Regions from separate parts of the Mus musculus genome. Here regions 2 and 3 are each linked to region 1. The links are chromatin loops, found by intact Hi-C in ENCODE. Cell type or tissue: heart. All regions are shown on one strand. Each heading gives the region's core, and the rest is flanking DNA. Links, peaks and the distances in the headings are about the cores only.

Region 1 (10,776 bases), core at 973-8,972:
GTGCCCACTCATCTCCGCAGCTCATCAAGAAGAGACTGTGAAGGTACCACTACTGTTAGTGTTGGTATTGTTAAAACACGATGTCAGAAAAGTTTGGCTGGGAGGTCATACTTCACGTCCCCTGATAGGTTACAGGATTTATATCACTGCCCTGTAAAGCTAAATGTTCTTTTGATAACAGTCAACACCACAGCCCCACATACAGAGAATCTGATCTGTTTTGACAGGATGTACAAAGTATGCAAACATATTCCCTACCTGTAAAATTCAACTCTTGTTTACCTAGACTATATAATGATGGTGGTAACTGTATATTCATTTTCTTCAGTCTTCGAGTGTTCTTTAAACTTATAATGATTATAGAAAGCTTTTTGAAGTTATGTTTAAATAACTTCATTAGGACACTGGATTCTCTATTTCCAGAACTAAAGTATAACTCCTTCACTGCCCTTTCAGTTGTTCAACTTCCAAAGCCTGTTATCATGTCACCTTGCCGAAGCTTCAAGGTCAATTTTCCATTTCATAGGCTGTTATGAAATCTGTGTCTCCTTGTGTGTCCTTTCTTCCTGAACTCTGCCAGACTGCTGTCTTACAACCAACTCCTAGCACTTGAGCCAATGAACGTTGCCTGATTTTTTTGCAATGCTGCTAATTGAACCCAAGGCCTCACTCTCTCCAGGACTGGTCAGCACATTACCCCTGAAGGACAGCACAACACTGTCATTTTAAAATGAGTTTTTACTCTTAGTAAATGCGTGGGTGTGCTCACATGTGTGCAGGCCCCGTGAAGGACAGAGGAACTGGAATTCCCCTGGAACTGGAGTTACAGGTGGTAGCTGTGAGTCGCCTGTCATGGGTTCTAGGAAGCAAAATCAGACCCCTGGGAAGAGCAGTGCATGCCCTTAACCACGGACTTCCCCGTCTTCCATTAGTTGTCCCCTTTGACCTACACAGCTATCACTTATTTTCTCATTTATTTTCTTCCCGCTGTAACATTTTTAAATGTTCATTTTATTTTAGTTTCTTATCTTTAAATGACCAGACCTCCCCCAGATCAGTTATTCATAAGAACACTGGGGTAGTAGGAAACATGTTCTAGACTAGATGGAAGGTTTTTTTATGACAGAAAAATTTATACACATGTGTACATATGTGAGAAAGATAGAGAACACATTATATGTGAAAAGTTAAAACATAACTCCTTCATGTTATCAGGAACAAGTCGCAAAGAGTGCCTGACAATCTCTCCATTTTGCTGCTGTACGGACAGAGCATTTGTGCATACAGTTTGCTTCTCTTCTTGCTAGTTCATGCTGCCAAACAGCTGTGACTGCTCTCACATCTTCCCTACATGTCCTGACCACAAACATAAATACTCCAAACTAGACAACGTACAGAGAATGAGAGACTTTGGAACACTCACTCCTAAAGGGAAAACCTATCAAAGCCCTCCCCTCAAGGCTCAGGGATATCTGTAGAAAAGGAAATAGAAAGCCTGTAAGAGCCAGAGGAAACAGCGTTTTCCAGACACAACAAGGCCAATGAACTCACAGAGACTGTGACAGCATGAACAAGACCTGCACAGGTTCAAGTCAGACAAAAATCCCAGCTCGGAGAAGGGGAAGTGGGCATGAAGTCCCACCCTGAGCCAAGAAGGTATTTGTAACTAATAACTTCTGAAGGGCAGGGGGAGAAAACAGTTTTTCTTAAATGGAGTGACAGCATGTATCAAACGTAGCTCAGGATAGACTGCATATTCATTAATAGTTAGCCAACACAAAATAGACCCCCATGTATTTTTGTTTTGCTTTGCTTTTTATAAGAGAAAGTTGAGTGGCTTATCAGGGAAGAATTTGGGGTGGGGAAAGAATATAACCAAAATATATAGTATGAAAAAAACAAAGTCTAGTAGGGCCTCATGGCACAGACCTGTATATAATACCACCTAGTCTGGAAGGTAGACAGGGTGATGGTAAATTCAAAAGCTGACTATGCTGCAGAGTTCCTGGCCAGCCTGAGAAACTCAGTGAGACTATCTCAAAATACAAACTGAACACGGAGCTGGGAATGTCACTCAGCAGTAGAGTGCTTGCATACACAAGGCCCTAGATTCAGTCCCAGGACTGATGATAATGATAGACCTTTACCTAATTAATGTTCACTCGCTTCTTCATCCTTTACAAAATAACCTCTACCTTGCCACATTGTCACTGGAAGATGACAAGGTAAAATACTGTACTCTGTCTATGTGACTATCCAGAAGAATCATAAGCACATGGTGACTCCTTTCTGAATATGCTGGAAGGAAAGTTCTTTGAGGAAATAAAGGACCTAGGGAAGAGAGGTTGCATAAAAAGTTAGCTAGGTAAGGTTGACTTTCAGGTGAAGAAATGTAGATGTTTTTCTTTTTATTTAATGTCTTTCCTATTTGAACATAATTCTGCAATACAAATAAAATAGAATAAAGTCTACTTTCAATCAGGCATGGTGGTGTAAGCCTTTAATTCGAGCACTTGGGAGACAGAGACAGGTATACCTCTGGGTTAGAGGCCAGCCTCCTCTACCAGGCCAGAGAAGGCCACACAATGAGACTCTGTTTCAAAACAAAACAAAAGAAACCCACTACCACCAGCAACCTTATTTTGCCAATGTTCTCACTGCTAGAATGGAATGTGCTAAATCAGTTGTTACTGTGCACAGAGGGGATGAGTGCAAATCAGTAAATCAGTGCCTGCAAGTCTGTGGAGGTCACACTACCTCTGGGGTCACTCTCTGGGTACCACCAGCCTTTGTGTGAGAGGGCAGGAATGTGCAGGCCAGAAAATGCCCAGTATTTGCTCTATCACACTCTGCCTTACTCCCTCAGACAGAGCCTCTCACTGATGTTGGAGCCAGGCTGGTTGGTGGCCAGCAATCCTCTCATTTCTGCTGGCTCCCCCTAGTGCTGGGGTGACAGGCATGCACATAGCCATGCTTGGCTTTCTATGTGAGTGCTAATATCTGAACTCAGGTCCTCATCTCATGCTTGCTCTTAGTAACTGAGCCACCTCTCCAACCCCCTCCCCCCACTCCTGCACACCCCAAAGACAAGTCTCTCACTAGCCTAGAATTCACTAAGCAGGCTGGGCTGGATGGCCAGGGATCCTTAGGAATTCTATCTCCCTCTCCCCAGCTCTGAGATTATACGTTCAGGCTACCATGCTCAGCTTTTTAAAGTACCTTCTAGAAGAGGGCAGAAGTCGTATCACCATGCCTACAATGGCAAGCACTTTAGTGAGTGAGTTGAGCCAGCTCAAATCAAGTTACTTGATTTACATTTCATGTTATTTTTAACTGAGTGTACTAGCTAATTTTATGTCACCTTATCACATGCTAGAATAATCTGGGAAGAGGGAACCCCAATTGAGAAGATGCCTCCACAAGACTAGACTGTAGGCAAGCCTCCTGTAGAGAATTTTCTTAAGTTGTGATTTGATGTGGGAGGGTCCAGCCCATTATGGGTGGTGTCATTCCTGGGCTGGTGGTCCTGGGTTCTACAAGAAAGCAGGCCAAACAAACCATGAGAGCAGGTAAACAGCATCCCTCCATGGTCACTGCATCAGCTCCTGCTCCAGGTTGCTGCCCTCAGTGCTTTGGATGATAAACTGTAATCTAAAACTTAGCAAACCAAACCCTTTCTTCCCCAGTCACTTTTGGTCATGGTATTTCACCACTGTAGTATTAGCTCTAACTAAGACAGTGAGTAAAGCCTTTCCCTCAAGAGGCAAGTGACTAACTGCTTGGTTGAGAGCATTTACCCAAGGCTGGTCTGTCGATCATTATGCAGCTCTGTTTCCTAGTGCTTTTTTTTTTTTTTGTCTTGGCCTCCAAAGTGCTGGTATTACAGGTGTGTGTTACCATGGTTGGCTCACAGGCTGACTTTTACTTAATGGAAATCTTCAAACTAGAAAGACTGGAATATCATTCTTTATAGCCGAGAAAGCTTGAGACATACAAGAAAGCGGCTTGCCTTGTACTACCTGAGAAATTGGCGATCGTGATGAAATCTGAATTCAGTTCTCTGGACGACTTTTATCTAAAGCTTTTAACTACCCGGCCCCATTTTTATCAAATCTTTCCCGATATTCCCCAACTGATAATGTAAACGGAAGACAGGAACGTTCCTACATGCAGTTATCTCGCATCGCTAACCGCGCCCACCTTATCATTATTATTGTTACTTATTATTATTACCATCGTCATCATACTATTAAGCATAGTGAGCACTCCTTCAAACGAACTAAGAATGACTACTGAGGAGTCTAAGAAGAGAGGAAAGCGACTGGTAAGCCAACCACCACCTCTCTTCGAAGCAGTTGCAGCAGGCTGCTTGCTGTACACAGAACTTGGCTTTGGCGCAGCATCAAAGTCCTTCTCAGGTGGAACCCTCCCTGGGCGGCTGCCCTGCCAACCCCCTTCCTTTCCCTGTAAGTTCATGCCACGGCGTCGGATGCACTCAGAGCAGCAGCAGGCTGCATCAGTTCCTCCCCGGCGGAGCCACCTTGGCATGCATTGGTCCTCACACCTGATCGGTCTCCCCGCATCGTCCGCTCTCGCCAACCAGCTCAAGCGTCACTGTCCCAGCCCGGCCTCTTAAGCGTCTCCATGAACCTCCAAAATCGAACCCTCGCGGGTCAGGACGATCAACGGACAGCATGGGCGTGTGGGAACGATCTGTCGCCGGGACAGCGGGGACGGCGGCAGCAAGCTCGTGCACGGACTGCGGCCGACCTCGGACTCCTCCCCGCCGCCGTAGGGAGGGTACCCCAAAGGTGGACGACCGCTACTCAGGGTATACCAGTAGACCAGCGACAGTGCCTGAAGGAACCCGCCCACGCCCAGGCTCGGCTACCCGGCCCCGGTGCCCTCATCTTACCTAACTCTAGAGCTGCGGCGGAGGCCTCGCTTTACGGCAACTGTCGCAAAGAAGCGGTCAAGCGCGCAGCGGCGTACGCTGGCTGTTGCTTTGTTCTCCGAGCGCTCCTATTAGTGTGGCCTATTTGGCCATCAGAAATCTGCAATCAGCCGTCCCTCCGGCAGTGCCCTGAGGCTGCCTGGAGTTTAGAGAAAAAACAGAACTGTCCCCCGTAGTGTACGGCTCATCAGACAGAGCGCAGAAAGTGCAAACCTAGGGTGGATAACGATTCTTTTTCTCCCTCCCTCCCTCCCTCCCTCCCTCCTCCCCCTTCTCCTCTCTCTACATTCTGCTATTGGGGACAGAATGGGGAAGAGCACTATGTAGTGATGCAAGTACTCATGAAGTTGAGGTGCCTACTTGACATCCAGGTCTAGAAGATGCGATCTTCCAGTTTGGGGCTTGAAAGAAATATAGATGCTTCTGGGCCTGGCACCTAGCATCTTTGCTTTTAGCAGAGCCATTTAAAGAGTTATTGGCAAGGAGCAGATGTGGATTTTGATAGGAATTTTTGAAAATTAAAAAGCACTAAAGAAATTATTGTAATTTTACGTTCTTTCTACGAAAATTACTAACGGCGTATAGAAAAAAATGAAATAATTTACCTACGCACCCCGTTCTATATCATTTAGCTCAGACTGGCCTTAAATTCTACTCAGCCAATATGGTGTTCAACTGATCCTACACATCTTCCACATCTCAAGTGCTGAGATAACAAGTGTGCATCGCCATGCTTGTCTTAAAACAGAATTTTTCAAAAAGTTGTGATGGAATGTGGCTGTATCAAAAATTTCTATTGTCTGACATGCCTACAATTCAAGTATTTGGGGGGCCAAGGCAAGAGGATCTAGAGTGAGCTCTTGTCTTTAAACACATGCAAACGCACATGCACGCACGCACACACACATGCACACATGCACACAATATAATTGATGCCTATTGGAGTACTAAGAGGTGATATTTTAAAAGATATTAGGAATGCTTATTATGCTCAACTATGTCTGGAAATTATAAGGAGGAAAAAAAAAAACTTCCCGGGTTTTAGAAGTGAATAGATTTCAAGTGCATAGTAAATATTATCCTGCATAAACCTTGCAGGAGGCAGAGGACTAGCCAGCTTTCTAGCCAGTTTTCTGATTTGAGCTAAGTTTAAGTTTAGATCTCACTGTTTTCCCTATATAAGCACAGTCATAATGTGCCATCTACATTATCAAGTTTCTGTTTCTATAAAGTGGACTGGGATTTAGAGGAAGGGATTTAGCACCCTTCAAAGAAAATTGACAATCCTTTTGGTTATCCTAGATTTAACTTGTCAGCAATTTTTTTTGAAACTTACTTCTAAATTTTCCTCTACTTGCAAGTAACCTTATTCTTTTTAATATAAACTTACAAAGTAAAAGCCCTGCTTACACCGGAAGTTGGACAATAACCAGGTAAGCACGCTGACATCGATGGTCCTTGTTGATGGGTTGAATGTGAAATGCTCCCCAGACGCTTCTGTTGGAATCCCTTGTCTCCAGGCAGTTTTAGAACCTTGGAGGGGTAGGATTCTGACACCCTGGAGGAAGTGGGCCATTAGAGAGGTCAGACATTAAGGATTACAGCCCAGCTCCCCTTTCAGTATGCTCTCTGCTTCTTGGTCCAGTCCATCCAGATGTGAGTAGACTCAGCCACCTGCCCCTGCTGCCATGTCCCCCCTCCCATGGTAGACTTTAACCTCCCCAACTCTGAGCCAAAGGGAATGCTTATTTCCTTAACTTGCTATCAGATCCCGTCCTGTAACTAGAAAGTAGTACTTCTCAAGCAGGTTTGGAGAGACAATTTGGGAGACTCACTCACCGTAAAAAGTCTTTTAATCTAGTGAACGAAATCTAAAGCTGTTGAGAAAGCTACAAGGAGGAATAAAAAAAGCTTCCAGCAGAAGTAAACATTCACCTTTCAAGAATCATCCAGGTGTGTGTATCTACACATTCTGGCCTGGTAAAGTTTGTGGTATCCTATGGCAAAAGTAGAAGATACCAGCACTAACAAATTTAAGGAACCAAGAGCTTAACCATCAAAATGCCATATTCAGGGACCAGACAAATGGCTCAGCACTGAAGAACACTCAGTATTCTCCCAAAGGAGCCAAGCTCTATTCTGTAACTCCAGTTCCATGGTATCTAATGTCCTCTTCTGGCCTTTGAGGGTGCCCACACTTATGTAACATACACATACACCTAAATAAAATGAATACAGAAGTGTCTTTAATATCCATCCTTAATAGTTTTTTCTGAAGGATCATAAATCCAGATTCAAATAGGGGAGTCTCAAATTCCTCAGACAATGTTGAAAAGTGATGGTGTAAGTACTGTGTGACCTGGAATACATGCATGTAGACTCCCGTTGGCATATCCAAGCTGTAAGTGTTACAGCTCTGAAGGGAATGGCTTCCCCTACAGAAGTGTTCCAGCTCTACTGGGGCTGCAGGAAAAGTTTTCCCCAAGGCAAGTCTAACGGTTCTGCTTTAGCAGGGGGAATTTCCCCAGCAAAAGTGTTAAATAGCTCTACTCCACCCAGAGCCAAGGAATAACACAAAGTCACACTGCACAACAAACCTCACACAAGAGAATTATTAGGAGGGAAAACCCAGCAGGGTGGCTGCTTCCACTTGAGAGAAGCAGGCAGGGTTTATATGGGGTTTCTTGAGGGGCAGGGCAGAGCTTTCCAGGGTGGAGATTTCTAGAGTGAGGATTAGTAAGATTTCAATTCCTGAGCTTGGGGAAGCTCGGGGATTGGTGGGATTCTGTTTCTTGGCCCTTGTCTTGGTCTTGGGGTCAAGTCACAGTGGTTTTTTTTTTTTTTTTCCTTTCATCCTTTTCACTCCATCCATTCTCCACATACTGCCATCCATGGTGTGTGTGTGTGTGTGTCTTTTTTTCTGGTAGATCTTGGAAACATGCCTACACAGGTCCTCAAGGGAAACTTACAGATGACCACCTGGGGTACTGGCCTGAGGAATCCAACCTCTAGTTTCATTTCCTGTTACGGTGATAAAATACTCTGACAGGGCAATGGAAGGCAAGGCTTATTTTTGTCTCACAGTCTCGGATTACGGCATATCATATTAGGAAGTCAAAGCAGCGAAAGCTTAAGGGAGCTGGTTACATCTCATCCCAAAGCAGAAAGGAGCGTAAGAACAAAGAATGCATGCTGGTGTTCAGATAGCTCTCTCCTCTTCAGTGCAGGACCCAGCTGGTGAAATGGGGCTGTCCACACTCAGGATAGATCTCCCTACCCCCACCCATTGATACACCCACAGATGAACCCAAGACAATCCCTCATGGAGACACCTGTTTCATGTGATTCTACATTGGGCCAAGTAGACAATTAGAGCCAGCCATCAGACACCCTTAGGGAATTGTACTAGGTGAAGCTAGGAGCCTGATTTCCATCACGGAGTTTCAGGATGAGTCAATATGGAGTAGAGCTGGGTTAACCAAGCACTGTACCAACAGCTTAATAAAAAACAAGATCCCTACCCTTAAGTTTCCATTTTTATCCTGACTCAGGTCAATAAATATGGAAGAAATATGGAAGACATGATCCTTGGCTTCCTTCCAATTGTGATTTTATGAAGAGCAGTCTAGCGGAGACAAGGCCAGGATCTGTAGCCCAAGAATCTGGTGCATGTACGATCTTGTATCGTACTGTTTATAGTACTGGCTGGCTCTGTTTAGAATACGAATAGCCTTCCCTTAACATATGTTTTATCACTGGATTTGTCAATCTCTCTGGTGCTCACCTTGAGTGAAGTGGGTATAAGCAACTAGTACCGTGCAAAACTGAAACTTCACCATAAAACTTAAAATGGAGAGTAGCTGGGAGGGTGAGGGCTGCTGCACAGCTGAGCTTACCAGTCATGTAACAGAATGGAGTCCCCATGCACCTGGAGAGGATGTGGTGGCATCTTTTGCTGATGTTGGATGGGTAGCCACCGAAGAATTGAAAATGTTTCCCAGACTCCTAATGGACAATGAACTCAAAGAGCCTCCTGGTTCACCTGTTGGCTTGCAGAGCTGAGTTTGGCTAGTAGAAATCACCAGTATTTAGTAAATTCTTGCCTGTAGTGTTCAGTGGTCTCCTTAGCCTAATTAGAGGAGTAAGAAGAAGTGAAAGCACCAGAAGGTGGTTTGGCTCCTGAGATGGTTAGCTCTGGAGCTCTCCTTAACACACATGTACTATGTTCATTCTCTGTTCTTAACACTAAAGTCTGTGCAAAAGGTTTATATGCACACATTTCACCATGAATGGCATCAGAGAGGACACTGTTATCTTCCTCTTCACTGAGAGTTCACTAGTCAGCGATGGATCGGCTGGTATACTGTTATTATAGCACACTATTGGAGCTGGGAACACCTCAGACAGGACTTGAGTATGTTCTCACTTTCTGTTTTCTGGAGCTGATTTTACATAAACAGCAGAAGATGTTTACTGCTGAGTCTCTGTGTTGCTTTCTGTTAGAGGGAAGTGAGGACCAGGAAGGCCATTTGCACCTCATTACCACCCACTACTGGGAAGCAAATGAACTTCTCAAGTAGTAACAAATCAAACCATTGAATTAAATCATTTCTTAAATAAAAGCCAGAATGTATCATCTTTCTCATCAGTTTAATAAGTGGCCCTATAAAGATGATTTGTTGCTAACAATTGTTGCAGTTAAGGTTACCATCACTGTGATGAAACACCATGGCCAAAAGCACCTTGGGGGAGGAAATGGTTTATCTCACTCACAGTGCCATATAGCAGTTCTTCATCACAAGCAGTGAGGGCAGGGACTAAGCAGGGCAGGATCCTGAGCCAGGAGCTGATGCAGAGGCCATGGAGGCTGCTGCTTACTGGCTTGCTTCCCATGGCTTTGCTCAGCCTGCCTTCTTATAGAACCCAGGACCACCAGCCCAGTGGTGGCACTACCCACAATGGGCTGGGTCCTCTCCCATCAATCACTAATTAAAAGAAGGCCTTACAGCCAAATCTTATGGAGGCATTTTCTCAATTGAGGTTCACTTCCTTTTAGATGACTCTCTATCAAGCTGAAAAACTAACCAGCACAATAATTCTAGAAATGTCAGCATAATTGAATTTATAAATTTGAAATATTGATCAAAATATCCTTTATAATGAAACATTACTGAATAGGTGAATAAAGTCCCTTTAAGCTATTTATTATTGGTCAGCCAATGAATTACATTATGCAGATAAACCTTAGGTGTGATTAGAAAGTAAAATACTGCCTTTATTATCTAGGGCTTGGAAGGACTTGTTATAATCTAATGTACTGATTTTTGAATTTCTGTAGACTCCTTAATGTCAGAATCTCTTAGCATGAGTAAATATTTGGATTATTTAAATCTAGACTAGTGGTTCTTAACAGAATTTAGAGATGGGAAGTGTAGATAATATTTTAAGTTATTGAAAATAGGTGTTCTAAATTATAACAAGGATTGGGATATTTTCAAAGCTTTTGTTTGGTTTAAATTGTGGTATGCTTTTGCTGTATATTGTTTCTAAATATTTTATATGGTTGGAAAACTGTCTTTTATGAGATTCAGAAAATTTGCCTGACCACATATTTTGACCTAAGAAGTTTATATATTAGTACTGAATTTGGCTAGCATTCTATTATATGAAAGTTACTATTTAAAAAAAAACAAAACAAGCTGTTGAATTTTCAAAAAAAAAAAAAAGAGAGAGGACCTAATTAAATAAGGACAAGAACAACTTTTGAAGAAACCAGCTGCCACATGATTTATGTTATGTTATGGAGGGAATGTGAAGTGTCC
Region 2 (10,776 bases), core at 1,338-9,337, 82 kb after region 1:
AGTGGAGGTAGAGTGGCTGCCACCTCAGCAGCGACATCAAGAAGATAGTGATGAGTCCAGACAGCAGCAGGAACAGCAGTGGCAGAAGTAAAGGCAGTAGATGATAACCGGTGATAGAAATACAAAGAAAGTAAAGAGGTAGGTGGTTGCCAAGACCACAAACACAATTCTCTTAGGCATGCCTGAGAGCCTCTAAACCTTGAAGGCTAGGGCTTTGACACCAGTAGCTCAAGAGCTAACTCATGCCACTATGGAGTCTAATATCCAAAGCACTAGACCTGTGAAAGTGGCTGTCCCTGACTACTGGTGACTGCTGTTCTCACCTTGGTCGGGCCACTGGCAATTGGAGCCATGGGGCAGTAAGCTTCTTACCTGACCATACTCAGCTAGGTGGCTCTAGCTTCTAAGGCCTGGGGCTATAAAGCTCTAGTTTTCAAGGTTTGGAGCTATAAGCCCCTGAGTCTGATTGCCCTGTATAAGCAAGCCTTGGGCATTCACCATCCCAGGCCTGACAACAGACTAAGTACTCACCCACTCCCCATGGCCACATGAGTAGAGCAGTAACACCCCTACTGGCAAACAAAACAAAACAAAACAAAACCCACCACCTACAATAACAAACCACTTACCCAACAAGTAAACCAGGGGTCAGGGAGGCACAAGGAGAACCTAGATGGAGATGCTCAAACACTGTGGATAGTAGCACTGACCCCTACAGCCTTTTTGAAGGACAAATGAGCAGCAATACATCTCAAGAATTTGAAGAAACTGGCAATTCCCCTTCTCCAATGTATGCCAAGTAGTTTATTAAGAACGAAGGCAGGGACTTAGCTACAAGAATGCTTCTTTCAGCATTATTTATTATCTTAAAACCTGGGACCAACATAAACATCTAACAGAAGGATAGCCATCAAGCGTATTCAAGAATCACATTCATATGAAAGCACTATGCTGACTGGATATGAAGTGTTGTGGAATGATGATAAACTGGGGGAATGCTCATGAAATATTACAGGAAGGCAAATTGTAAAGAAGTACATGTAGTATGCTGCCTACTCTTCATAAAAGGTGACCAGCAAATCAAATGCTGACTGTGGTTATCGTCAAGGTTCAGAATTAAAGGAGATTTTGCTAATGTATTTATCACTAACATTTCCTGCAATAGAACTTGTATTATTTGTATTTGTAATCTAGCAGAGGTACATAGACTGGCTATGCTAAAAATTATATTTAAAAAATAAATAATTATATACCAAATTTAAACTGCTACCAATCAACAAACATCAGTGATTACATCTGAATGAGGCTGGGAAAATCAGCTGAGGTGAGAACACAGTGAAGGCCGCTGGCAAGTCCACCTGCTTCCAAGTATGGTCCGTGTGGAATAGCCACCACTACAGCCAACATCCAGTATGTGCTTGCTGCATGAATAATCCTGTTGACATTCAGCCAAGCATTGCAAAGAGGCATTGTGTTAAAACTTAAAAAAAAAAAAAAAGCCTGCTTCATTACTGATATTTAGAAACTGCCAAGTTCAATTAAAAACACGAAGGTACTAATATGTGAGTATAGAGTGCATGGGCACTCACATGGTGTTCATTTCTGTGGCACTTCATGGTCTACAGCTCTATTGAGAGAGGTAAGATTCCCACCCCTCCCTCCAAGAAGAGAAAGAAAGGAAGGAAGAGGAGACGCTGATGCAGGACAGAGATCTTACCTGACCTGCATGCCAGACTTTCCTCTCACTTGTACTCTATACCACGTATCAACACTTCACTACACTTGACAAGTGTCTAAAACAAACCAACAAACCTGACCACTGTACTGGGGTTTGTCCCTAATAACATTTTATTTGTCTAAAAGATCTATTTTCTTTTTAATTATGTGTATGTGTGTGGGGAGGCGCACATGCATGCAGGTGCTTGTGAGTCATCCGATGTGGGTCGTAGAATCAAACTCTGGCCCTCTTGCAAGAGCAGGAAGGGCTCTTAACTGATGAGCCATCTCCCCAGCTCCTAACTGTTGGGACCTAATATTTTAAATTTTAATAACCTTAATTGTTTTAGTATTTAGAAGCCAAGAATACAGGCCTGGAGAGAGGTAATGAAAAAGTGTGGAATATGGAAAAAACAAAAACAAAAATATCAACCTGGTTTGAATCCAGACTGCCACTTGCTAGCCGAGTGACTGTGTGAACCATGAGAGAATTCTGCTGTGAGAGTGTAGTGTGACATGGTACTGTATGCACAACACCCAACTTCCAGTCTTCTTCACTTCCCTTGAGAAACTTTTTCTTTTTTAAATTGAAAGCAAGTAAGGGACACGGATGGGTCAATTGGATAGCTATGGATACCCAATTGGATATGGAGTACAGCAAGTATCAGGATTTAAGAGGAAACAGGTAAGACAAATGCAGATGTCCCCAGTCGAGCTTTACCCTGTAGTATAAAGGAGACCTTTGAGTCCCTACCCAGCTAGGAAGAACACTCAGAAAAACAATGGGGAAAGCATTTAACAAAGCCAGCTCCTAACAGCATCCTCCCTCTGCCCACCCTCTCACCCCCACTGCTGTAACAAGCACCTTTCCTAGAAACAGAAAGCCCCATGAATACCAGTGATCTGCACGGAAATTTACCTTGCACTACCAACTTCAAAAGAAGTACCCAAGAGGCTCAGCTGTCTTATTTGTTTCAGTGTTTTCTCTGAATGTGCACATTTATTTCATCGGGTAAAGAAACCTTCCAGATTTTATCTTAGAACCACTTAAGGACATATTCAAAAGGTCTGGGGATCAAACAAAGCCACCTATCCATAACACATCCTGCTCACAAAAGTGTCCCAGAAACTCTACATAAACAAAATCCCTCTGTCCATTTCTAGGAGATAATACTGCTTCTGTATCCTACAGTATGCCTTACACACCCACAGCAACTTCGTCTTCCTCCTCTACTGAAATAGAGCATTTGTTGCTAACAAAACACTGAAGTCGTTTCCACAGACAAAAGAGAAAAAAAAAAGGCATCTGGGGAAGCCACCCCATGTGCTGACCAGCCAGCAGCACCCATGTACTGAGCAGCCAGCAGCAAGCTTCTGTAAGACACCCAGTTAATGTCTTTATCATAGATTGCCTGACTCACAACTCTTAATCCTCTTTGTATTGGGACTTAACAACTGTCTCTTGGCACCACCAACTGAAATAATTTCTTAAAGATAAACAAGGAGAGAACACACCTTAAGGAAGTCTAGGAGTGGCTCTGAAAAGAAAAACGTGATTTTGAGGTTGAGCGTCTGCGATTAACAAGAGCTCACAGATAATACTGTTGGGTGGTTTTCCAGAAATGGACACAATCCTCATAACTCTTAAAGAGACTGCAGTGGATATTCTATTTTATAGATGAAGAAATGGAGACTCATGGCAAATCATCTAAGCTATGATGGCCCATAAACAGTATGACCAGAGAGCTGGCTCCTCTTAATAACTCACAACCCAAATCCCTAGGCCTTCCTTGCCACTTACAGCATGTCGCTACTTTCTTTATAGACCTGGGGACCATTTCTGCTACCATTTTTATGTGAACATTCTACAACAGGAAATAGTCTGGAAACCTCATGCTACAGGTGCACTACTGTCTTAGATAATAGACAAGAATACCCAATTAGTTCATTACTATTTGTAGCTAGTAACTAACTGACTCTGCAGCAAACCGTAAGAAAATGAAGCTCAGGTTGACAGCACGAGTGCTAATTACAAACATTAGACCTAGATATCCATCAGAAGCCATAGCACAAGCTCTCCTCGCTAGAAGATTGCTTGATACCTCCACCAAAATTTTAATATTGAAAAGTTGACTTTTCAGAATTATCCAGTACATCAACACCAGTAAAAGAACAGCTAACTCTTCACTACCTCTGGGGAAACTACTTATGGGATCCTGTGGGTGCACAAATACATTGTCTAAAATGAGAAAAACCTGGTTGAAACCATGTTTGTCCTTATAGAACTCACAACGTCAAACACTTGATTCCTCAGTGTCCCCTGATAAGATGATCTACATTGAAGCACTTTTAGCATTTTACCATGCACAGACTATTTTAGTACTAATTATTCATAAACTTGAAAATACTGTTTTCCGAATGGAGTATTTTATCCAGACTTTCTAATAGTATATTCTTTTCTTATTTCTACAGAACAGAAGATGAAAGAGAGGAATGTGCGCTGCATACAGGTAGCAAACACACTGCACCCTGAAACTCATCTTTCCGGATTCTCCAGGCACTTGCTCTTCTTCCTTTTGACCTTTGCTAATGCCCACTTAAATATCACATGATGCCTTTCCTCTAATAAGTCATGCAATGTTTTATCAGCCTAACAGAGAATCCTTTAAATTTATACACACTCAAAATACACATTCTTAGACATACTAGTAATCTCTTTAAAAGATACTATAGTATAGTTGTGGAAATAATAATTGGATATACCCAAATGAATGGGTCTCAAGGCAAGCTCAGAAAGATGAATCCAGGTAAGAATTGCAGTTTTTCTCTAACTCTTTCTGGCACTTTCTATGCAATAATAAAAAAAGAATGGCCTCTTAGAAATGCCCTTGTTTTCCCTGATGTATTATTAATAACACTTGTGTTTTTCTTTCCTATACCGCAATGTATTGCAATTACACTATAACATAACAAAGATAGCAAGGTGGCTTACTTTTTTAATACAGGAATTACTACTGAATATTAAAAATTCAGTTGCAATTGTATTCAGTGCACTATTTGCTTAATTAAAAAAGGCTATTGTGTAACTCTTTCCTTAAACTTGTTCTCAAAGTACTAAACATTCCGAAACAAGACTACTGGCCAGCCTCACCAACTGAAGGACGAGGGTGGGGCAGCGGCCCTGACAACTGCCTTTTTCCTCAATTAGGCAAACACTGAGATCTGCTTATAAATAAACCACTAGCAAGGCAGTGGGCAGATGTACAAAGGAGATTCAGTCCCCGGACCTACAGCGCAGAGACCATGCTGAAGACACGGTGGAAGAAAAGAGACACCAGCTTCCGCGCGGGCGGGGATCCCCCCACGCGAGGCCGAGCCTTGGTCCTCACTCCAACCGAGGAGGGACCCACCCTCGGAGCACGCCGCGGGCAGCGGGAAGAAAGGGGCCTAGCGCCCGCAGAGGGCGGCAGAGACCCGGGTGCGGCTCGCGGTTTCCTCCCCGCAGTGCCTTCCCGGAGCCAAGAGCAGGACAGAGGTCGTCCGGGGTCCCGGGCGCGGCCATCGCTCCCTGCGGGCTCTCAGGTCCCGTCGGGTCGGGTCGGGTCGGGTCGGGTGGGTCCCAGGCCCGGCCTCGTCCTCCGCGCCCAGCCCCGCGCGCCCCGCCCACCCTCTCGGCCCCGCGCTGCGCCCCCGCTTACTTTCTGCGAGTCCATGGCTAGGGACTAAGCCCTCCGGGCCGAACTTGTCACCGGAGCTGAGTGAGAAGCTGGAGGAGCCTTAGAGACCCGCTACCTCTGCCGCCGTCAGCCTTGTCCCGTCCCGCAGAGATCCCGCCCGTCCGCGCCCAACCCGCGCGCGCGCCGCTACCGAGCCGCGGTTGCCAGGGTGAAAGGGCGGCCCGCGGGAGGGTGGGGTGCGAGCGCGCCACGCATGCGCATGCGTGCGCCGACACCCGCACCGGCGGAGAGGATGGAGCGCTGCCTGGCCGCCTGCGTCTTCCTTCTGCAACTGCTTCTTTCTTTGCATCCTTTTTCCTGTGCCATCGCTGCGGGCCTTGCAATGAACCATTGGGCACCCAGCAGCCAGGTCGTGCGGAGAGCCTGGGAGCTAGCTCAGCCCGGGACGCATCCTTCACCTGCAGCGTCTCTCCACTTAGCCTTGGTAGGCCAGGCCCAGTGATCCAGCTGGAATAAACACGCTAGGATGGAGAGGCCGCGGAAACATGTGGAAGGGTCTTCAGGGAGCGTGGTGGAAACCTTAAAGGGCTCTGGGACAAGGGGTAGAAAGAAGTTACAGATACGTGGGTATGGGACCACATGGGCTTTGTTGCCTGGTCAACCTTGCCCTACTAGTATCTTGCTACCTTGTAAGCAAGTCTTTTTCCGTGACCTGTGTCATCAATGAAATAGAATGAATGCAGACCTCGCAGAGGACAGCTTAAATCCTGTGTTTGAACTCCCCAGAGCATGGAGTAAATGAGAGTGGGACAGCACATTAGAATCTGCTCAGGACGGGTGGAGCTGGCAGTGCAGACCAGAAAGCTTGGGGAGAAGACTTGGAAAGGTTCTCCAGAAAGGCAGGCTTCATCTCCATTTAGGTGACTCAAGAAAAATTCTTCTGGGTGTTCACATCCTAATGGAATAAAAGGGAAACGAGTATGAATGAGCCTTACGAACCGGTTCTGCCCTTCTACACAAATCCTCAGTGAAAAGGCCTGCTTCTCAAAGAGCTTACAATCTAAGGTGGGAAATGACAATACAAATCCATGAGGCTGTTAGAAGAAAAGTTTGTAAGAGAAATCAGGGAGGAGGAAGATAGATCAGTGGGCAGACATGAGTACCAGAGTCTGTATACCCAGAACCTGGTACCCACATAAAAGCCAAGTGACCACAGACACACACCAGCACACAGGTGCCCCCACTTGTGTGCCCACACATTGTAATACCCTCGACCAAAGCACACACATGAAAAAATTAACAAAGGAGGAAATTGCATGAGGTAAATGGAAGAAATAAAGTAAACAATTAAATTGCACAGAGTTAATAGACTCCGAAGAGGTGGGGTGCAATTTCCTGACATTACGCAGGAATGACCTGGGTAAGGGTTATATGAAAGGGGTTGAGGAAGAATATCTAGTTAGAAGGACAGTTAAGAATCAAGACCTTGGAGAGGCAGGAGCTGTTTTAGATGAATCATATTTACACTTCAATGTTTTATGTTTCTACTAGAGTCCAACGACACTGTGGTTTCTTAAGATCAAAACTTCTTTTACCACACCTGTATTCTGACCTTAGCAAAGAGCAGGCCACACACTGTGCACCCAATAGACCTTTTTTGTTTGTTTGTTTGCTTTGCTTTGCTTTATTTTTTCTGGAGACAGGGTGTATAGTCCTGGCTGTTCTGGAACTTGCTTTGTAGACCAGTCTGGCTTCAAACTCACAGAGATTCTCCTGCCTCTGCCTCTTGAGTGCTGGGATTAAAGGAGTGCACCACCACCACATGACCCTTTCTTACCTGAACAGAAATGCAAGGTATATGATAAAAGACACAAAAGGAAACATGGTTTAGACAGGGCTAAGGAAACAATGCTCGCAGGCCTGGCTGGGGCTTAGGAGAGGAATGCCCAGCTTCACTCCTGCCAGCTGAAGGGAGGCTGGCATGCAGTCCTTCAGAGGAGCCAGCTCTTGATATCAAGGGAAGGGACTCTACTAGCCAAGCCCCCTCAATTACATGGGGGAGATGTGACAGAAGCCAGGTCCCCAACCACTGACCCAGGGCTGGTGGCTTGGAGGGCTGATCTCAGTGCTGAAGTGGAGTCATTTTCTATGGCTGAGAAATGCAACCTGCAGAGGAGAGGACATCAGAGGTCAAACTGCCACCCTTGACTGACACTGTGGACCCATCACGAAAGGACGGAAAGAGCATTTGGTCTCATCTCCAAAGTTTCACCCCACTTCCACCAGAGGCAAGCTCCTGGGCAAGGTTTGAGTAACAAACACCACCACGAGGTCAAGAAAGTGGGTTTGGGAGACACAGTCGCCCTGCAATGTGATCACCAGACTGTCACAGAGCCACACCCTGGGAGCTCATTTCTGGCTCCTTGCCCCAGTCTCTGTAGCTCTTTCCTTTCAGGCCAGCCAAGCAGCCTGTGGATTTTGACAACAGCTGTACCCCATTTGACTTCTGCTCCCAGCAGATCTCTGACTCTGGTTTGACGTCTGGCTTCCTAGGACAGCTCACCCATGACCATTTGCTAACCTCGTTCTCAGCACCCAGTTCCTTTGGGCTATGATTTGTGTCCCCTCTAGCCTTCAAAGTTCTCTCACTACACTCCCTCACCAAGCCAGGCAGTTAGGCTGCAAACCCACCCACTGAGCCTTTGGACTACAGGCAAGCCCTTGCCTTTCATGTACTTATCTTAGCATACCAAATGAGTTTAGGAAATGTTTTTAAAGTAACGTTATTTTAAAGCAGTTGTTCTTAAATCTTGACCTCAGGACCGACTGCATCAGCATCATCTGATAACTTCTTAGAAATGCAAGTCCTCAGCCTTTTCCTCAGAATCAACAAAACAGAAACTCCAGGGTCGGCTTCAGTAACCCTCCAGATGGTACTAGCATAGCTAACCCTTGGGAACCATTGAGAGGAAGAAAACTGCTCTTTAAGGGGGGTGGGGGAGGGGCAAGGGAATCTGGAAAGATGGCTCAGCAGTTATGAGCATTGGCTGCTCTTCCAGAGGACCTCGGCTCAGTTCCCAGCATCCACATGGCAGCTCAGGACTGTAACTCCCATTTCTAGGCAATCCATTGCCCCTCCCTGACCCCTAAAGACACCAGGCAATCATGTACTCAAACATACAAGCGGGCAAAACACTTGCACATATAAAATAAAAATTAAAAAGTCCTAAGAGAAGAAAACAAAGGGTCTAGAGAGATAGCTTTGTTGGTAGAATGCCTGTCACCCAAGCATGAGGACATAAGCTTGATACCTAGCACTGTCCAGTGTGGTGGCATGCCTGCAATCCCAATGCCAAGGAGGTAGAGAGAAAAGGATACCAGGCACTCCCAGGCCAGCCAGCCCAACCTACTCAGCATGCTGCAGAGTTAGTGATCATGCCTCACGTTTTCAGTGGAAAGCAATTAAACAGGATGATGCCTGATACCAACCTTTGGTGCCCATACTCGTGGTACACAGATTCACGTGTGCCTGTTGGACCTGTGCATACCTGTCGCACACAAACATGATACACTTCAAAGGGAAAGGGACAGCAGGGAGTAACGATATACATTGTTTCCAAATGTGAGCTTGTGGTTCTGAGATGCTCATGTAGTCAGGGCTACCTCATGGAAGCTTCTGGCTTTCCCTGAACTGCTTGCTTTCTGATGAAACCCCAAGGCAGGATCACCTCGTGAATGACACCGCTAACGTCTAGCAAAACTGCCCCACGCCAAACTAGGTTCTTTGTCCTCTTTGAGAGATGTTAGGTACTCCACGCAGGCCTGAGCTTCCTGAGGAGTTCTGGGAGAGGAAGTTCCGTTCTTCTCCATGTATCTGACAACCTTCCCCTTTGAGGATCAGGCAGTTGGATCTACAGGCACCACCAGCTAGCTACACTTGAATCCTGATACCGCCGCTGGTCAGCTCTACAGCTATCAGTAAGCTCTGAGCTTCACTGTGGCTTCATTTCCTACGGCATGGCATGGGGACCATACTTTGCCTTTTGCATTTAGTGAGGATTAAAGGAGACTGTGTATGGAAAAACATCTGGCTTAGTGGGCCTGTAATGAGCAGTGGCTGCTATGATCGCTACACTTCTACACAGCAAGTCCTTCAAGGCTACTCTTGCATAGTTTTTTCTCCACTTGAGTCTTGGAGCCTTAGTAAACCTGTTCCCATTCCAACTCCCCTGTTCTGTGCGATCCCTGTGTTTTCCTGATGCCCATCACCGGTCAGGTGCAGCCCTTTGTTAAAGCCCCAAACGTTCACCCATCACTCCCTGATTAGTGACCCAGGTTTTCACTTTTCCAACCCAACCTAGTAAGACAAGCCTCTCCAAGCCTCTGTTTCTTCAGTTGTGAAACAGGCTCATGGCACCAGCTGCAGCTGATGAGTGGATTAAGTGGACAAGTCCGGTCAGGTGATCAGCTGTGTCTGACACACGATAAACATCCACAACAGCACCCGTGCTTAGTCTCACTTCTCATCCATAGACACCTCATTTTGTGCTTCCTGCTTCCTTCTAATGAAAACCCAGATTCACCCCGCCCCCCAAAGCCCTGGAAGCCTAGGCACTCAGTGTCCGACAGCAGCTCCTACAAAGGAGAGGTTGGCTCTGCCCTGGAGGAGGCTGGCAGAGAGACAGAGCAGTGCGGTGGCCTAGCTCACACTTAGAGAGCAAGCATAAGCCTGAATGGTGGAGAACCAAAGAAGTGTGAGAAGCACAATTCAAGCACCAGCTCACAGCCTAAACGGACACATGGGATGGATACAGTCACTGACTTCTGTCTCCTTGGGGTGAGTACACAGAAAACGATGTCATGTTCTCTAGTATCCCACTGGTAGAATCCACTCCCACTGCTGGAAACCGTAGGAAGACAGGTTTCCTTTCCAAATGTCCACAGTCCTACAGATACTGGCTGACTGGATTGGAGACCTGCTCCACAGAAGGTGACAGCTGATAGTATACACCTGGTATAGCCAATGGCTGGAGCGATGATAGACCATAGAGCAGCTGTTCTCAACCTTCCTAACGCTGAGACCCTTTAATACAGTTCTTCATGTTGTGGGGACCCCCAACCATAAGATTATTTTTATTGCTACTTCACAACTGTGATTCTGCTACTGTTATGAATTGTAATGTAAATATCTGTGTTTTCCTACAGTTTTAGGCAACCCCTGTGAAAATGTCCATCCCTCTTCATGGCCAAACTTCGGGTGGTTCAACCCCCTAAGAGGCCATAACTCACAGGCTGAGAGCTGCTGCCCTAGGGAGCAACCTACTACTTTTGTTTTGCTAACCAGGTATGTTGTCAAACTGTCTTCTAGTGATTTGTGTGTTTA
Region 3 (10,776 bases), core at 1,931-9,930, 110 kb after region 1:
ACTTATAGAGGAGAAAGTGGGGAAAAGCCTCGAAGATATGGGCACAGGGGAAAAAATCCTGAATAGAACAGCAATGGCTTGTGCTGTAAGATCAAGAATCGATAAATGGGATCTCATGAAACTCCAAAGCTTCTGCAAGGCAAAAGACACCGTCAATAAGACAAAAAGACCACCAACAGATTGGGAAAGGATCTTTACCTATCCTAAATCAGATAGGGGACTAATATCCAATATATTTAAAGAACTCAAGTAGGTGGACCCCAGAAAATCAAATAACGCCATTAAAAATGGGGCTCAGAGCTAAACAAGGAATTCTCAGCTGAGGAATACTGAATGGCTGAGAAGCAATTGCAAAAATGTTCAGCATCCTTAATCATCAGGGAAATGCAAATCAAAACAACCCTGAGATTCTACCTCACACCAGTCAGAATGGCTAAGATCAAAAATTCAGGTGACAGCAGATGCTGTCGAGGATGTGGAGAAAGAGGAACACTGCTGGTGGGATTGCAAGCTGGTACAACCACTCTGGAAATCAGTCTGGCAGTTCCTCAGAAAATTGGACATAGTACTACCGGAGGATCCCGCAATACCTCTCCTGGGCATATATCCAGAAGATGTTCCAACTGGTAAGAAGGACACATGCTCCACTATGTTCATAGCAGCCATATTTATAATAGCCAGAAGCTGGAAAGAACCCAGATGCCCCTCAACAGAGGAATGGATACAGAAAATGTGGTACATTTACACAATGGAGTACTACTCAGCTATTAAAAAGAATGAATTTATGAAATTCCTAGGCAAATGGATGGACCTGGAGGGCATCATCCTGAGTGAGGTAACCCAATCACAAAAGAACTCAAATGAAATGTACTCGCTGATAAGTAGATATTAGCCCAGAAACTTAGAATACCCAGGATATACGATACAATTTGCAAAACACATGAAACTCAAGAAGAACGAAGACCAAAGTGTGGACACTTTGCCCCTTCTTAGAAAGTTTAGTTTTAATTGTATCAAATGTAAGTCTCAAAGCAATTTCAAGAGAAAAACTTTGATCTAGAAGTCTACCTTTCTGATCTTGTATAAGATCGGGCTGTATAAGACTTGGGTTTAGTAAACATCTGTTCCCGCAGGGCGTGGTGGTGCATGTTTTTAATCCCACCACTCAGGAGGCAGGGGCAGGTGGATTTCTGAGTTCGAGGCCAGCCTGGTCTACAAAGTGAGTTCCAGGACAGCCAGGGCTATACAGAGAAACCCTGTCTCGAAAAAAGCCAAAAAAACAAAACAAAAACAAAAAATCAGTTCCCAAATTCAGTATTGGGCCCCTCGTGCCACCGTCGTCAACACTGGACATTGCCACACACAAGGGATACCATGATACTCTATGGTCTTCAGCACCAGTAAACAGGAAGAGAGATGAAGAGAGCGACCCAACCTTAGGTGTTGTGACAGGTCATATCACAACAAAGCTTTAGCCTCAAAAGATTGAAAAACAGCTTCCTAGCCATGAAATCAATGTCTTTATGCCCCCTTGCAACATTAGAGCTAGTGTGTGAATAATCTAATGTCATTGGAAGTAAGATTCTGTAACCCTGTAGATGTCCCCTTCAACCAAGCAGATCAACCAGGGCATTGCATACAATGTACACAAAGAATAAGGTTTACCACCTTTAACAAGGAGTGGCCTGGAGAGCTAATTGGCATATTAGCTAACTAGTTACAAAGAAAAAGACTGAAAAGTCAACTGTTTAAAAACCAGAGCCAACTGTCTTGACTTTTAACTAGTTAACAATTCTACAGTTACCTTGATGTCGTTGATAATTTGCCGCAGTTTACGCTAGGTGCATGCTAGGAAGTAAAACCCTTCTAATTCAAGCTGCTTTACAGTATGCACCAGAACAGGCCTTGATAAACACGTTTCAGATGCATTTGAAGGTGCTGAGGTGCACATAGACAGTTACACATATCTGGGATTTAAATTCTTTTAGCTGAGCTAAGCATCTAGGCTTTATCTGTCCATCTGTCTCATGGATCCTGTTGAAGATAACCTGAACTATAATCCTTGCTGTGCAAACATCCTTCTTGTGACTCTTACATCTCAGCAGAGGATGCCAGTCACCTACTCAGGACAGCTGACAGTAAGAAGCATGGGTACCACTGGACTCTGGGTACTCTCTGGAGAATAAAACCTACTCACTCCGCTGCATCATATGGGTAGACCAGCCCTGAAACATGAAGCAGGGCGAGACTGCTGTGAACCTAGCAATGTAGCCATACAGCCATTTGACTTTGACTATGACAGGGTGCCAAGAACCATTCAACGGAGAAAAGAATACTCTTTCAACAGAGAGTGACAGAACAGCTGGACCTCTATGTGGGAAAGAAGACAGCTGGATATCTGCCTCCTATGCCCCAAACAGAAGCTAACTCAAACAGTTTAAAGATGAAAACGGGAATAAAATTGTAAATTCTCAGATGAAAACTTAGAGCCAAATCTTCATGACTTTGGATTGGGTGAAATATTTGTTTATTTATGTAACAACAAAGTACAAGAAACCAGGGAAATGATGTTATTGACTTTATCAAAATTAAAGATGATGTGTATGCTTCAAAGAACATTATTAAAAGGGTAAAAATATAGTCCACAGATTGAGAGGATCATGTGTCTGAAAAGAGTCTAGTGTTCAGAATATCCAAATAATAAACAAACAAACAAACAACCACCCCACACTCAGTAAGAACACAACTAGAGTCACCTGGGAAGAGGGACCCTCACTTGAGGAATGGCCTCCATCAGATTGGCGGGGAGCATTTGATGGGGACAGTTCTTGGTTAGCGACTGAGGTGGTAAGGCCCAAAACAACAAAATCAGCCTGGGTAAGGAATTAAACAGCATTCTCAAGAGGAGAGCAAAGCACCAAGAGATCTCAATCTCTCTCTCTCTCTCTCTGCCTCTTTCTTTTTTCCTTCCTTCCTTTCTTCCGTTCTTCCTTCCTTTCTTTCTTTCTTTCTTTCTTTCTTTTTTTTTTTTCTTTTTTTTTTTTCATTTTTTTTTAATTAGGTATTTAGCTCATTTACATTTCCAATGCTATACCAAAAGTCCCCCTTACCCACCCACCCCCACTCCCCTACCCACCCACTCCCCCCCTTTGGCCCTGGCGTTCCCCTGTACCGGGGCACACAAAGTCTGCGTGTCCAATGGGCCTCTCTTTCCAGTGATGGCCGACTAGGCCATCTTTTGATACATATGCAGCTAGAGTCAAGAGCTCAGGGGTACTGGTTAGTTCATAATGTTGTTCCACCTATAGGGTTGAAGATCCCTTTAGCTCCTTGGGTACTTTCTCTAGCTCCTCCATTGGGAGCCCTGTGATCCATCCATTAGCTGACTGTGAGCATCCACTTCTGTGTTTGCTAGGCCCCGGCATAGTCTCACAAGAGACAGCTACATCTGGGTCCTTTCAGTAAAATCTTGCTAGTGTATGCAATGGTGTCAGCATTTGGAAGCTGATTATGGGGTGGATCCCTGGATATGGCAGTCTCTACATGGTCCATCCTTTCATCTCAGCTCCATACTTTGTTTCTGTAACTCCTTCCATGGGTGTTTTGTTCCCACTTCTAAGGAGGGGCATAGTGTCCACACTTCAGTCTTCATTTTTCTTGAGTTTCATGTGTTTAGGAAATTGTATCTTATATCGTGGGTATCCTAGGTTTTGGGCTAGTATCCACTTATCAGTGAGTACATATTGTGTGAGTTCCTTTGTGATTGTGTTACCTCACTCAGGATGATGCTCTCCAGGTCCATCCATTTGGCTAGGAATTTCATAAATTCATTCTTTTTAATAGCTGAGTAGTACTCCATTGTGTAGATGTACCACATTTTCTGTATCCATTCCTCTGTTGAGGGGCATCTGGGTTCTTTCCAGTTTCTGGCTATTATAAATAAGGCTGCTATGAACATAGTGGAGCATGTGTCCTTCTTACCAGTTGGGGCTTCTTCTGGATATATGCCCAGGAGAGGTATTGCTGGATCCTCCGGTAGTACTATGTCCAATTTTCTGAGGAACCGCCAGACTGATTTCCAGAGTGGTTGTACAGGCCTGCAATCCCACCAACAATGGAGGAGTGTTCCTCTTTCTCCACATCCTCGCCAGCATCTGCTGTCACCTGAATTTTTGATCTTAGCCATTCTCACTGGTGTGAGGTGGAATCTCAGGGTTGTTTTGATTTGCATTTCCCTGATGATTAAGGATGTTGAACATTTTTTCAGGTGCTTCTCTGCCATTCGGTATTCCTCAGGTGAGAATTCTTTGTTCAGTTCTGAGCCCCATTTTTTAAGGGGGCTTTCTTTCTTTCTTAAATTTAACATCTGTAGCCATTATGGAAAATAAAACTGCTTAAAAATTTGATGTTATTCCAGTCAGAATGACAAAGATTAAAACAAAAAGACAACAAATGCAGGCATGGGGGTGGGGAAAGGAGAATGCTTACTACACTGTTGGGGGAAATGACAATGGGTGTAGCTACTATGGAACTCAGCATTCCTCAAAAACCTAGAAATAGACACACGTATACCACTCCTGGGTGTATTCCTGAAGGGTTCCAGATCCTGCTATAGAGATCCCTGCTCATCCATGCTCGATGCTGCCCAATTCACAAGAGCAAGGAAGTGGAAACAACCTAGATGGCCATCAGTGGATGGACAGGTGATGAATATATGGCTCATATACACACTAAAATATTAGTCACCTGTAAATGAGATTTTCCAGTAACTGGGTAGAGTGTGTAAATGGAAGAGGAGGAGGGAGAGGAGAAGGAAGAGGAGGAGGAAAAGGGAGGTAATGACTATATTCTGTCATCACAATTCAATGACACTACTTTAAAATTATTTTTATACTCATTCAATTACATCTTTATTATTGTAATTCTTATGTTTATTGTATAAACGAACAAAACAATTTCTTTAACCCATTCGTTTACTTATGCATAGCTGTTTATTTGTCCCCCAACTTATCCATGTAGGATTCTGTGAAGAAAGGGTGCCTGTGAACTCAGCTTATGGTGAGTAACTACTCTTTGGCAAGCTGTCTGCTTTCCTCGCTTCTGTGTTCTCATGTATAAACTGGGAAGAATGGCAGTTCCACACGAGTATGTGAGTGACGCGTTTGAAGACACGGAGTGTGGCCAACTCATGGAATGGGTTCAAGAACTAGCACTCAGTGTCATGTGGTTGTTGTTAGTCGTAAAGGTGGGAAATGACTTAGGAAGCAAAGCAGCAAGGCACTGAAAATGTCCAGGCAGAGACCTTCACACTGTCCCTGTCAGGGGAATTGTCTAAGTACAATATTCAAAAAGAGCTATAAAAATACATTGCTTTCTCTGGAATTAAAGTGGGTATCAATGTTGTTGTAGGTCAAAGGCAAAATAAAACTATGTACATGTTCGTTAGGAATGACATCGCACAGAAAGCAGGACTATGAGAACACTGTTTGATAACTGACACCGCCACCTAGAGGAATTAGAGACACATCACACATCCAGTGGACGCCACCTACAGGGATTAGTGACACATCACACGTCCAGTGGAAGAGGACAGTTGATTTAGAAGCTCACTTATTAAGCAGGTGAGAAGATTTACTGCAGAAGCCAAGGTTGACAACCTGAGTTCAATCCCCAGAACCTACCCAGTGAGATGAGAGAACCGACTCCCACAAGACAGTCTCTGACCATCACGACACGAGAGCCATCACTCACACACACACACACACACACACACACACACACACACACACACACAAATAAATAAATGCAATTTTAAAATGAAAAATACATAAGCATTCAGTGAAGTGAGATAGTATGTGATTTTTTTTTTTTTTTTTTTTTTTTTTTTGGTTTTTTGAGACAGGGTTTCTCTGTATAGCCCTGGCTGTCCTGGAACTCACTTTGTAGACCAGGCTGGTCTTGAACTCAGAAATCCGCCTGCCTCTGCCTCCTGAGTGCTGGGATTAAAGGTGTGCTCCACCATGCCGGGCTGAATTTTTTTTTGGGGGGGTATTTTTTTTATTTGCATTTCAAATGTTTTCCCCTTTCCTAGTTTACCTCCCCTCCACCAAAACTCCCATCCTCCCTCCCCCTGCTTCTATGAGGGTGTTCCTCCACCCACCCACCCACTCCCACCTCCCTTCCCTCAGTTCCCCTACACTGGGGCATCTATCGAGCCTTCAAAGGACCAAGGACCTCCCCTCCCATTGATGCATGACAAGGCCATCCTCTGCAATGTATGCAGCTGGAGCCATGTGTACTCCTTTGTTGATGGCTTAGTCCCTGGAAGCTCTGGGACTGGTTGTTTGATACTGTACTTCCTGTAACGTTGCATCCCTTCAACTCCTTCAGTTCTTTCTCAAACTCCTCTATTGGAGACCCTATGCTCAGTCCAATGGTTGGCTACTGACATCCTTCTCTGTATTTTAAGGCTCTGGCAGGGCCTCTCAGGAGACAGCCATATCAGGCTCCTTTCAGTATGCACTTCTTGGCATCCACAATAGTGTCTGGGTTTGGTAACTGTATATGGGATGGATCCCCAGGTGGGACAGTCTCTGGATGGCATTTCCTTCAGTCTCTGCTCTACACTTTATCTCCATATTTGCTCCATGAGTATTTTATTCTCTTTCTAAGAAGGATGGAAGCACCCACAGTTTGGTCTTCCTTCTTCTTGAGCTTCATGGAATGTACAATTAATTGTTTTTAAAAGATTTATCATTTTTAAGTTTATCTGTGTGTTTGGGTGTGCCTGTGTGAGAATGGTACACCACGTGCCTGCAGGAGCCAGTCTAAGCCAGAAGACAGCACTGGATCCCCTGGAACTAGAGTTGTGAGCTGACACATCAGTGTTGAGAACAGAACTCAAGTCCTCTGTAAGAGCAGTAAGTGTTCTAAGCTACTGGGCCATCTTTCCAGCTTCCATAATTAGTACCTGAAGAGATGAGCAAAGTCAAGAAAATGAACTATGGCTGCAGTGTCTGAAAATAGACAATTACTATAATACTTTGAGCAGTCTTTTACACACATATTTGCGGGATATATGGAGCATATGTTGATATTTTAAATAAACATGAGGTTATATTATTATAGAGCCCACTTCTTTAATTAAAACTTATATCCAATGCAACTGTCTTTGTTACTAATACACATCAAATAGTTTCTATTGAATTAATAACATTACATTGTATCAATTAATTAATGCATATTTATACTGTTTTCTCACACAGTACTTCGCTTATATGTATATTCCATGTATGTGCATGGGAAGGTAGGTGCCCATTTTTGATAGCCTTCAGATAGGAAAATTCTTAAGTGCTGTACAGGAAACAGAAAGTCAGTCACTATGCATTTGATGATGAAGTAGGGGCTTTCTATGACCTGTAAAGTGTACTGCACTCATGATCTGTGCACTCATAACAGGACTCATATTTTAGAATGACCCTGATGCGGCTGCAAAGATGGCTCAGTGGTTAAGAGCACTCCCTGCTGTACCAGAGGACCTTAATGCAGTGGCCAGCATCCATATCTGGTGGCTCACAAATGCCTGTAATTTCAACTCTAGGGTATCCAACACCTTGTACTGGTTTCTGAGAGCACCCACACACATGTGCCCACATTTACACACACACACACACACACACACACACACACACACACAGAGTCCCACAAACAAAAATAAAATCTTACAAAGCTCATGATGCCTGCTTTGTTTTGGCAAATAGATCAGGAGGCTAGTATTTGAGGAACAAGTTGGGAAAGAATCTTCCATATTCCAAAGATGAAATGGAGGGTTGGTGAGGGTAGGTCTAACGACTGGGTTTAAGATGTAAAGGAGTCATATCTTATACAGGAACAAAACATTGGTTAGTTCTGATGGCAAGAACTGCTAATATGCACGCAGTCTGTGGCAGGATGACAAATATAAGACCTTGACCCCATAGTCTTCCCATCCCTTATATATACTCTGTGGGTACCTGGGTCCACAAGTTTATATTCCCTACAACAAACACTGCTAGGATTAAAGACATACAACACAACCTCCTGACACCTCACAATTTTTATAAGGAACAAAAGGGGCTGAAGAGATGGCTCAGCTGTTAAAGGTTAGGACCACAACCAAAAACATAAGGATCAAAAGAGACAGCATCCATAAAGCACTCAGCACAGCAACGTTAACTGACCCCACGAGCTCAGTACTTCCCAGCAGTTCCTAAAGCAATGCCCACCAGTCTCACAAACCTAGTTCATAAAATACTAGTAGATTTCATTTAACAGGCTGCATATTCGAAGCAAAGGGTAACCATTTCTAGGTGTTGTTTCATAACAAAAAGTAAGAAAATTTAAGGTGAAATTACTTTTTAAGGCCCAACATCTGACTTGCAATAAAGTCCAGCATGAGCACTGACTTTTTTCTGAAAAGATTGACTATGCAATGCTCTAAAACCTGAAATTTTGGAAGTAGCAACATAATGCCACAGAGAGGAAAATTTCTCACTTGACATCATGTGATGGGTCTTAAACTCTGGGCACATTAAAAAGACTGTACAAAAATTGGTGTTGGGGGGGCACATATACAAAGTGTACATGAACTGTGGAGGACTTTTGTGTTGAGATTTTGGCCTTGTGTTCAAGATATTTCATTATGTATAGGTAAATATTCCAGAAAGAAAGAGGCTGGAGAGCTGGTCCAGTGGTTAAGAGCATGTATTGATTTCTCAGAGGACCTGGGTTTCATGCCCAGCACCTGTATCTAGTAGCTCACAACTGCCAAAACTCATGGTCCCAAGGATTCCAGACAAGGGATATTCAACCCAGAGAGGATGTGGCTAAACCTTAGGAACTGCAGGCATCTGCTTGCTTATTCACAGAACTGTGCTTTCTCCTACATGCCTATGTCATTCCAAACAGATGCTGGCCATACTTTGCTCAGAAACAAATCCATGCCGTTGTCTAGACTACCCTAGTGATAAGCACCCGCCGACTCAAGACACCCAGCCCCCTGGCACTTTGCAGACATCCTTCTTGGAAATAAGAGAAATCGATGTGGAAGAAAGAGATGTGGGAGTCCCAGTGAAAGGAGTGTGTCTTCTTAACTGCCTCATACTCTGCCACCCTATGTCTCTGGGACAAAGGAAACGCTGTGGTTTTGTATTTCATGCCCAGTCGGAGGCCAGTCTTTTGCAAATAACACAAGTTACGAATGTTCTTGACTTGTATTCAATCAACGGTTTCAACTTCCTTTCTCTTCCCGGAGTCTAATATAAAGTAAAGTAGGCCATTTGATCCCTTTCCTCTCTTACACAACCCTGGCTTCCTGCAGAACACCCTGACTCTGGGGCTATGGATGGGGAGCGCTCTACAGACCATGTATTTGTTCTAAATGATGGTAGGCAAAAGAGCCCTCCGGTCAGTGTCTGAATGGCTGAAGGAGGGACCCCTAGGCAGCTACTGCTAGGGGACAGCAATAAGTACAGGGGTAAGGGTCCAGGCAGTGGGCCCAGGTCTCCAGCAACATACTGCCATCCAAGAGGACTTCCAAGAAGGCAGGAATTACTAAACTAATTGTTATTAATAATTAACTCATCTCTGCGTGTAGTACACTTAGACTTCCAAGCAAACAAGAAGCCTTCTGGAACATACAGGGTGTTCAAATGTTCTAAATAGCAGCTTGGGACAGTGGACTTATCCGAAGGCTCTCTTTCCTGATGCCTGTATTTCCTGAGGAAGGTATAATCCTCCTTCTGACCCCATAAAGCTTATTAAACTTTGAACATACCTTAAAATCCTTCAAGGACAGATAAATTGGGGCTTTCTTTATTCCAGGCCTGTTGTTAGCCACACCGCTCTCTGTCTAGCCGCTCCCTCGGACAGGAGTTTCTATTATTATTGTTGTTCAGAATCGGCACTCTCTCCAGGCCGGCATGCTTCCCGCCTCGCGCCTTTATACTAACACTGGAGTTCCGTGCCTGCCTTTTCTTTTGTGTCTTGTAGTCTTTTGTTTCCTGGCTCTATTTTCATCGCCAGGTTCACTGCCAAAATGCGTTCAGTCACACTCTGCCAATATGTTGGCATTTGCAAGAAATTTGGGGGTCGATAACTTGAACAGAAGAGGTGCTATGATGGGGTGTTACTCAAAATGTGATCTCTTTAAGTCAAAGATTAACTTTGAACTAGCTCTGTCACTAATGTAGTGTAGTCTGTACATTAGCTCATGTAGGCTTAGCTAATGAGCAGGAAGCCACCCTGTTAGGCAATATCTGCCAATAAAAAGGTCACGCTTGGGAAGGAGAAGCAGAGAGACCCTCTCCCGATTTGGGGCTGGGCCAGTCAGACATAAGCTGCTTATCTGTGTAGACGGAACAGCCTGGCCCATAGGGCAGGAAACCCTAGCTTTGGGGAATTACACTAGAGCCATGGCCCAGGTTGGGTAAATACTGACAGTCTGGAGTCCTCTTGGGTGTGTAGTGGGGCTGGTTAATGACTGTCAGACTCCATTCCAGAAAGACCTTCAAACGTTTACAGAGAGACTGGGACAGAGCATCTGCCCTAGAGGAGCGTTATTACTTAATCCATCTGTTCTAAAAGTACGCCTATCAGGACAGCGGTGGGGGGGGGGCAGGGGGAGCAGCATGAACTATGTGATAGTAACACTGTTGCAGGCCCCAGTGTGCGCTGACTGGCCTTCTGAAGACTCATTGTATCAAGGGAGGGGAGAAGAAGGGAGACCTGATAGCCAAG

The links. Peaks named below come from ENCODE experiments on the same cell type or tissue, not always from the same donor. Only the 100,000 strongest peaks of a DNase experiment are listed, where the experiment ranks them.
Region 2: it touches region 1 in a loop (7-fold over the local background); 5 of 42 quality-filtered maps call a loop at or near these places.
Region 3: a loop joins it to region 1, with 2.4 times the contacts of the local background. A loop is called at or near these places in 3 of 42 quality-filtered maps.

The regions. Positions count from the first base shown.
Region 1 is chr4:53,708,335-53,719,110 of GRCm38, reverse strand. It overlaps Fktn (fukutin), which reads right to left and starts at 4,957. Exons shown (of 10, transcript NM_139309.5): 1 at 4,916-4,957. In heart, for the core only: a CTCF peak has its summit at 2,945 (motif pointing left); a DNase peak (open chromatin) is centred at 4,960; H3K4me3 peaks cover 1,603 bases; H3K27ac peaks cover 1,445 bases.
Region 2 is chr4:53,626,251-53,637,026 of GRCm38, reverse strand. Fsd1l (fibronectin type III and SPRY domain containing 1-like) reads right to left here and starts at 5,556. Exons shown (of 13, transcript NM_001195284.1): 1 at 5,415-5,556. The coding sequence starts at 5,429. In heart, for the core only: a CTCF peak has its summit at 5,159 (motif pointing right); DNase peaks (open chromatin) are centred at 5,136, 5,556 and 7,836; H3K4me3 peaks cover 1,641 bases; H3K27ac peaks cover 1,251 bases.
Region 3 is chr4:53,595,412-53,606,187 of GRCm38, reverse strand. It overlaps a transcript of Slc44a1 not described here. Among named protein-coding and RNA genes, the nearest start is that of Fsd1l, 31 kb to the left of the region's middle. In heart, for the core only: a CTCF peak has its summit at 5,530 (motif pointing left); no DNase peak of the experiment used is centred there; H3K27ac peaks cover 238 bases.